Linked DNA regions of Homo sapiens: region 2 is linked to region 1. A link is an interaction called in ENCODE POLR2A ChIA-PET data of the cell type or tissue named here. Cell type or tissue: Panc1. All regions are shown on one strand. Each heading gives the region's core, and the rest is flanking DNA. Links, peaks and the distances in the headings are about the cores only.

Region 1 (4,387 bases), core at 137-4,136:
AGGAGCCTGTTGATTTGACTAGACAAAATTTTGAAGCCCAGGGTTGACAGACACGACCATACCACCAAGGAGCGGGTGACTTCCAGGAGTTCAAGGCCAGCGGCCACAGGGAATTTCTGGGGAGGAAATGCGAAGCCGGCATGAGATGTGCAGAATGCGGTATCTCTGGAAATTTCTGCAGCATATGCCCACGCCGGTGTGCAGGGACGGCCCCATAACTGCTGTGAATGTGGCGGGTCGAAGGCTTCATCTCAACTCCATGTGGCCTTGGACATCACTGGACTCTCCATCGTGCCTCTGCAATCTCAGGGCCCAGAACCAGAGACTGTGATCCAGAGTTATTGCTTGAAATCCTTGTTCATATCTTTTTTCTTTTTTTTTTTTTTGAGATGGAGTCTTGCTCTGTCACCCAGGCTGGAGTGCGGTGGCGTGATCACTGCAACCTCTGTCTCCTGGGCTCAAGCAATTCTCATGCCTCAGTCTCAGCCTCCCAAGTAGCTGGGACTACAGGCACGTGCCACCATGCCCAGCTAATTTTTGTATTTTTAGTAGAAATGGGGTTTCGCCATGTTGGTCAAGCTGGTCTCTAACTCCTGACCTCAGGTGATCTGCCTGCCTCGGCTTCCCAAAGTGCTGGAATTACAGGCATGAGCCACTGCGCCAGCCTAGAAACTTTATTGCTTTTCTTTCTTTCTTTCTTTCTTTCTTTTTTTTTGAGACAGAGTCTTGCTCTGTCGCCTGGGCTGGAGTGCAGTAGCGCAATCTCGGCTCACTGCAACCTCCACTTCCCAGGTTCAAGCAATTCTCTTGCCTCAGCCTCCTGAGTGGCTGGGATTACAGGCGCCCACCACCACGCACAGCTAATTTTTGTATTTTTAGTAGAGACGGGGTTCACTATGTTGGCCAGGCTGGTCTCAAACGCCTGACCTTGTGATCCACCTGCCTCCGCCTCTCAAAGTGCTGGGATTACAGGTGCGAGCCACCACTCTGGCCTTAGAAACTATTTCTAAGTTCATTAGCTTTCTTTTTCTTTCTTTTTTTTTTTTTTTGAGACAGGGTCTCATTCTGTCACCCAGGCCAGAGTGCAGTGGCATCATCACAACTCACGGCAGCCCCGATCCCCTGGGCTCAAGTGATCCTCCTACCTCAGCCTCCCAAATAGCTGGGACCACAGGCACAAATCACTATGCTAATTTTTTTTTTTCTTTTTTGAGACAGAGTTTCGCTCTTGTTGCCCAGGCTGGAGTGCAATAGCACGATCTCGGCTCACTGCAACCTCCGCCTCCTGGGTTCAAGCGATTCTCCTGCCTTAGCCTCCCGAGAAGCTGGGATTACAGGCACCCACCACCACGCCGGGCTAATTTTTGTATTTTTAGTAGAGACGGGGTTTCACCATGTTGGCCAGGCTGGCCTCTATCTCCTGACCTCAGGTGATCTGCCCGCCTCAGATTCCCAAACTGCTGGGATTATAGGCATGAGCGACTGCACCCGGCCTCCTTATTCATATTTTAGTGCCAGCTTTGATCAGGCCATTTTATAGGGTATCGGGAATAGCGGTGAAGAAGTTAGAGTTCCTGCCCTTGTGGGCCCGTCATTGCTGTGGGCTGCGGACAATAGCAACAACATTCATAAATAAGCTAGAAAGCACTGTGACGGTTGGAGAGTGACGGGCAGGATACTTTAAGTCAGGTGATCAGCAAAAGTCTCTCTGAGAGGTGACATTGAAGAAGAGACTGAAAGACAAGAAGGAGCCAGTTGTGGGAAGACCTGGGAGAAGAGTGTTCCAAGGCAACGGGACAGGAGTGCAAAATCCTCAGGTGAAAATGAGCTCGATGCTGTTCCTAGAACGGGAAGAGGGTCATGGCAGCCACAGTGACGCGAGAGGACAGGAGGGTAGTGGGGAGGTGGGCAGCGGCTCCATCACAGAGGCCTGAGGCTGGGACAAAGAGCCTGGGTTTTATTCCACATGTGACGAGGCAGTGCTGGGCGGCTTTCAGTAGGGAAACATAAGATCAGATGCACTTTATTTTTTTCTTTTCTTAATTGTTTTGTCTTTTGTTTTGTTTTTTTTTTTGGAGAGAAGATCTCAAGCGATCCTCCCACCTTGGCTTCCCAAAGTTCTGGGATTACAGGCATGAGTCACCATGCCTAGCCCTGATGAACTTTATTTATTAGTAGTAGTAGCATTTTTTTTTTTCTTAAGACAGAGTCTCACTTTGTCGCACAGGCAGGAGTGAAGTGGCGCAATCTCAGCTCACTGCAACCTCCACCTCCCCTGTTCAAGCAATTCTCGTGCCTCAGCCTCCTGAGTAGCTGGGATCACAGGCATGTACCACCATGCCTGGCTAATTCTTGTATTTTTAGTAGAGATGGAGTTTCACCATGTTGGGATGAGGTCAGTCTGGGCAGCCCACAGAACTCAAGGTGCACAGAGGGGACACAGCCAGGAAGCCCTCCCACCCATCATCCCAAGTCCCCCTGCCGCCAGCCACCACTGACTTTTTCTTTACTTCCCAAACTGCCACAATATGGCTTTCACCACCCCACTAATGTAATCAATATCCTCTAGCAGAGTCCATGGTAGGCATGACCTTCATCCACAGGTGTTTACTGCCATAATTATGTTGCATTGCATGGCAAAAGGGGTTTTGTGGATGTAGTCATGATTACTATTCAGTTTACCTAAAATAGAGAGATTTTCCTGCATTCCCTGGGCCTCCCCAATGCAATCCCATGAGCCCATAAAGCAGAAGAGGAAGTCAGAGAGATTACGAGCAAGAGAAGGGCTCACCTGCTGTTGCTGGCTTGAAGATGGTGGGGGGCAGCGTGGAAAGCACGAGAAGGAAATAATTTGGTCAATAACCACTGAGCTTGGAAGAGGATGCTGAGACCTAGATGAGAACCCTAGCCAGCCAGCACCTTTATTTCAGCTCAGTGAGTTCCTGAGCAAAGAATCTATCCATGGCATGCTAGACTTTGACCTACAAACTCTATGAGAGAGAAAGTGTGTGTGTGTGTGTGTGTGTGTGTGTGTGTGTGTGTGTGTTTAATAGAAAGGATCTTGCTCTCTCACCCAGGCTGGAGTGAAGTGGTGTGATCACGGCTCACTGCAGCCTTGACCTCCCAGACTCAAGCAGCCCTCTTACCCCAGCCTCCCAAGTAGTTGGGACTGTAGGCCTGCACCACCATGCCTGGCTAATTTTTCTATTTTTTGTAGCGATGGGATCTCACCATGTTGCCCAGGTTGGTGTTGAACTCCTGGGCTCAAGCAGTCCTGCCTCACCTTCCCAAAGTGCTGGGATCACAGGCGTGAGCCACTGCGCCTGGCCACCTTTGTGGTTTTATTTATTTATTTATTTATTTATTTATTTATTTATTATTTTGAGATGGAGTGTGGCTCTGTTGCCCAGGATGGAGTGCAGTGGCATGATCTTGGCTCACTGCAACCTCTGCCTCCTGGGTTCAAGAGATTCTCCTGTCTCAGCCTCCCAAGTAACTGGGATTACAGGTACGTGCCACCATGCCTGGTTAATTTTTGTATTTTTTGTAGAGACAGGGTTTTGCCATGTTGTCCAGGCTGGTCTTGAACTCCTGACCTCAAGTGATCCACCCACCTTGGCCTCCCAAGGTGCTAGGATTACAAGTGGGAGCCACCACGCCTGGCTGCATTTGTGGTTTTAAACTGCTGTTTGTGATATTTGTTATGGCAGCAATAGAGAACTAATACAGTACCCAGAGACCACATGTCAGCCTTACTGGGGTTTCAGCCTTCATTTTACATGACCCCTCTATAGCATGAAACATTGCCAACCACTTCCACCTTCTTGACAACCTCTCGTAACAACCTCTCCTGTAACAACGTCATCCTGATCCCTTTTGCCCCTCTCCCTAGCTCCACGGTGTCCACCCGTGATCTGGATTCCTCACACTTTACTGTCTGTCTCCTTCACACTCCAGACCTAAATGTCCACCTGAATGTCCCAGTGATACCTCAAAATCAACATGCCCAAAGGTGAGGGTGAGAAGAGGGTAATAGTGATAGTGGAGATGAAGAGGTGTGGATGGGTTGTAGAAATGTTTAGGAGGAAAAATACGTAAGAGGTGGCTTTCTTTTTTTTTTTTTTTTTTTTTTTTTTTGAGACATTGTCTTGCTCTGTCACCTGGCCTGGAGTGCAGTGGCATGATCTCGGCTCACCACAACCTCTGCCTCCCGGGTTCAAGCGATTGTCCTGCCTCAGCCTCTTGAGTAGCCGGGATTACAGGCGTGAGCCACCACTCTTGGCGTTTTTTTGTTTGTTTGTTTTTCTTGTATTTTTAGTAGAGATGGGGTTTTTTCATGTTGGCCAGGCTGGTCTTGAACTCCTGACCTTGTGATCCACCTGCCTCG
Region 2 (4,387 bases), core at 269-4,268, 110 kb before region 1:
AAATTGTGCCACTGCACTCCAGCCTGGGCAACAGAGCAAGATCTTATCTAAAAAAAAAACGAAACAAAAAAATGGCCTGGCAAAATCTTTGTGACTTTGGTTAGCGAAAGCTTTTTGCTAAACGTTTGCCTAACCCCCTCCCCACCGAACAAAAAAAAAACTTCTTTTTGCCTGTAAATCCATCACTTTGGGAGGCTGAGGCAGGCAGATCACTTGAGGTCAGGAGTTTGAGAACCAGCCTGGGCAACATGGTGAAACTCTGTCTCTACCAAAATACAAAAGTTAGCCGAGTGGCCGGGCATGGTACACCTGTGATCCCAGCACTTTGGGAGGCCAAGGTGGGTGGATCATCTGAGGTCAGGACTTTGAGACCAGCCTGGCCAACATGGTGAAACCCCATCTCTACTAAAAGTACAAAAAATTAGCCAGGAGTGGTGGTGGGCGCCTGTAATCCCAGCTATTTAGGAGGCTGAGGCAGGTGAATTGCTTGAACTTGGGAGGCGGAGGTTGTAGTTAGCTGAGATTGCTCCACTGCACTCCAGCCTGGGCAAAAAGAGTGAGACTCTGTCTCAAAAAAAAAAAAGTTAGGGCCAGGCATGGTGGTGCGCACCTGTAATCCCAACTATTCAGGAGGCTGAGGCCCCAGAATCACTTGAACCCAGGAGATGGCGGTTGCAGTGAGGCGAGATTGCGTCACTGCACTCTAGCCTGGGTGATGAAGTGAGATTCTGCCTCAAAAAAAAAAAAAAAAAAATTCCAAACCCACACCCATCTATTTCTTCACCCTTCTGTGCCTCAGTTTTCTTATGTGTAAGATAAAGGTAACTGTCCCTGACCTGCCCACCTCCCAGGGTTGTGTGGGAACCAGTTAGATCTGGACCTTTGAGGAAGGCTGTACAAACTGTTGAGGGCTTTTCAGCCATGAAACTCTTCTGCCCGTACCCCATAAATACAATTAGGTGCTTGCTGCAGAGGCATCGGGGGTCTCTGGCCAGAGGTGACATCTGAAGCAATCGGGATCCTGTTTGGTTTTGCCACATCCGACCTGCCGCCCAGCTGGGGCAAGACAGCCACGCGCGGCGGATGCACCGGCCCTGAACTCTTTCTCGAGTAGTCCCCAGAGGTAGCTGCTGCCTTTCAGTTTCTGCACTTGTTTATTTTCAAAGGGACGTTGCCAGACCACGAGGCCACCCTGCCCTTTCATGGTTTGTTTTATGCAGATTTCAGGAAGAGAGAGAAGAGGTAAAGAGACCAGAAACAAAGTCTTCTGCAAGCAAAGAACTGCAACAGGCCCCAGCTGTTAGGTTTGAGGGGCGTATGGGGCAGGCGACTGAACTGCAGAGTTGGAGCCAGAGGTACCATTGCTGACCCCTGAGCCCAGGAGCCTTGAGAATACTGACAGTGTTAATAATAACTGCAATCATCCAACATATGATGCTAGAATAACTGGACATCTGTGTGCAAAAATATTAAACCTATACCTTGCACCTTATCACAAAATTCACTCAAAATAGATCATAGACCAAAATGTGAAACATAAAACTAAGACTTCCAGGGGAAAACAGGAGAAAATCTTTGTGACTTTGGGGTTAGGCAAAGCTTTTTGCTAAAGACATTGATAAGAGATTGAAAAAACAAGCAGATTGCCAGATGATCTTTGCAAAACATGTATCTGATAAAAGACTTGTAGCCAGAACATATAAAGAACTCTCTTTTTTTCTTCGTTGTTCTTTTTTTTTTTTTTTTGAGATGGAGTCTCACTTTGTCGCCCAAGCTAGAGTGCAGTGGGGCAATCTCAGCTCACTGCACCCTCTGCCTCCTGGGTTCAAGCAATTCTCCTGCCTCAGCCTCCCAAGTAGCTGGGATTATAGGGCATGCGCCACCATGCCCAGCTAATTTTTTTTTTTTTTTTTGAGACGGAATCTCGCTCTTATTGCCAGGCTGGAGTGCAGTGGTGCGATCTTGGCTCACTGCAACCTCCAACTCCCTGGTTCAAGCGATTCTCCTGCCTCAGCCTCCCGAGAACCTGGGATTACAGGCACACTCCACCACGCCCAGCTAATTTTTATATTTTTGGTAGAGATGGGGTTTTGCCATATTGGCCAGGCTGGTCTCGAACTCCTGACCTCAAGCAATCCGCCCATCTCGGCCTCCCAAAGTGCTGGGATTACAGGTGTGAGTCACCACACCCAGCCTCTTTTTCCTTTTCTTTCTTTCTTTTTTTTTTTTTGAGACAGGGCCTTGCTCTGAGCTGGAGTGCAGTGGTGTGATCACGGCTCACTGCAGCCTCAACCTCCCGGGCTCAGGTGATCCACCCACCTCAGTCCCCCAGGTAGCTGTGATCATGCCACTGCACTCCAGCCTGGGCGACAGAGCAAGACCCTATCTCTAAATTTTAAAAAAGTGCAAAAATCTGGATGTAAATATTTACACTGGTCTTATTCATAACCACCAAAAACTAGAAACAACTAAAATGGCTTCAACTGGTAAATGTATAAACACGCAGTGGTACGTTCATAAAATGAAATACTATGCAGCAATAAAAAGGAATGAGCTACAGATACATGCAGCAGCAGGGCAGAATCTCAGATGTATTATGCTAAGTGAGAGAAGCCACACTCAAGGCTACTTTTTGAAGGATTCTGTTCCGGAAAAGGCAAAACAATGGGAACAAGAAACAGATGGGTAGTTGCCAGGGACTAGAATGCAGAGAGGGACTGACTACAAAGGGCAAGTGGGAACTGGGGGTGACGATGGGTACTGGAACTGGTGTGTGTGTGTGTGTGTGTGTGTTTGTGTTTGTATACGTGTCTATGTATGTATATGCGTGTGTGTATATTTTTTAAGAGACAAGGTCTTGTTCTGTCATCCAGTCTGGAGTGTAATGGCACGATCATAGCTCACTGCAGCCTCGAACTTCTGGGCTCAAGGGATTCTCCTGCCTCAGCTGCCCGAGTGGCTGGGACCACAGGCTCATGCCACCATGCCTGGCTAATTTTTAATTTTTTTGTACCAACAGGATCTTGCCATCTTGCCCAAGTTGGTTTCCAACTCCTGGGCTCCAGCGATCCTCCCCCCTCAGCCTCCCAAAGTGCTGGGATTACAAGTGTGAGCCACTGTGCCTGTCCTGTCCTATATCTTTTTTTTTTTTTTTTGACAGAGTCTCACTCTGTCGCCCAGGCTGGAGTGCAGTGGTGCAATCTTGGCTCACTGCAACCTCCGTGTCCCAGGTTAAAGCAATTCTGCCTCAGCCTCCCAAGTAGCTGGGATTACAAGCTCATGCCACCACGCCCAGCTAATTCGTGTATTTCACCATGTTGGCCAGGCTGGTCTTGAACTCCTGACCTCAAATGATCCACATGCCTCAGCCTCCCAAAGTGCTGGGATTACAGGCATGAGCCACCGCGCCCGGCCCTGTCTTATATCTTGATTGCGGTAGTGTTCACTTGACTGTATATGTTTGTCAAAACTCCTGGAACTGTACATTAAAAAGAACTTTTCCAGGTGCAGTGGCTCATGCCTGTAAACCCAGCACTTTGGGAGGCTGAGGCAGGCGGATCATTTGAGGTCTGGAGTTCAAGACCAGCCTGGCCAACAGGGCGAAAACCCGTCTCTACTAAAAATACAAAAATTAGCCGGGCATGGTGGCATGTGCCTATAGTCCCAGCTACTCGGGAGGCTGAGGCAGGAGAATCGCTTGAACCCAGGAGGTGGACGTTGCAGTGAGCTGAGATTGTGCCACTGCACTCCAGCCTGGGCAACAGAGTGGGATTCTGTCTCAAAATAAATAAATACATAAATGAATAAAGAGGACAGTCAGACTGTGCACAGTGGCTCATGCTTGTAATCCCAGCACTTTGGGAGCCCAAGGCAGGAGGATCCCTTGAGCCCAGGAATTCTTTTTTTTTTTTTTTTTTTTTTTCTTGAGGCAGAGTCTAATTCTGTCGCCAGCCAGGTTGGAGTGCAGTGGTGATCTCGGCTCACTGCAATCTCCGACTCCCAGGTTCAAGCGATTCTCCTGCCTCAGCCTCCCGAGTAGCTGAGATTACAAGCGTGTGCCATCACGCCCGACTAATTTTTGTATTTTTAGTAGAGACGGGGTTTCACCATGTTGGCCAGGATGGTCTTGATCTCCTGACCTTGTGATCCGCCCGCCTCGGCGTCCCAAAGTGCTGGGATTACAGGCGTGAGCCACTGCACCCGGCCAGAGCCCAGGAATTCAAGACCAGCCTGGGCAACATAGGGAGACCATGTCTCTATAAAAAAATTAAATAATATAAAAATAAAGAGGATAGTTGCTCCTGAGCTCCAGCTGCTGACACGTGGAAATAAGGGCCCGGTATTGTCAGGTGTTCTGATAGTACAGGAAAATCCTAACTTTTCTTTT

The links. ChIA-PET counts read pairs that join two places held together with the same protein. Peaks named below come from ENCODE experiments on the same cell type or tissue, not always from the same donor. Only the 100,000 strongest peaks of a DNase experiment are listed, where the experiment ranks them.
Region 2: POLR2A ChIA-PET joins it to region 1 with 6 read pairs; 2 of 35 experiments call an interaction of 5 or more read pairs at or near these places.

What each region holds. Positions count from the first base shown.
Region 1 is chr12:122,174,473-122,178,859 of GRCh38, forward strand. It overlaps a transcript of LRRC43 not described here. Among named protein-coding and RNA genes, the nearest start is that of IL31, 2.4 kb to the left of the region's middle. In Panc1, for the core only: no CTCF peak of the experiment used is centred there; no DNase peak of the experiment used is centred there.
Region 2 is chr12:122,067,069-122,071,455 of GRCh38, forward strand. It overlaps LINC02985 (long intergenic non-protein coding RNA 2985), which reads left to right. Exons shown (of 4, transcript NR_135044.1): 3 at 960-1,123; 4 at 1,221-1,492. Among named protein-coding and RNA genes, the nearest start is that of LINC02985, 6.0 kb to the left of the region's middle. In Panc1, for the core only: no CTCF peak of the experiment used is centred there; no DNase peak of the experiment used is centred there; H3K27ac peaks cover 692 bases.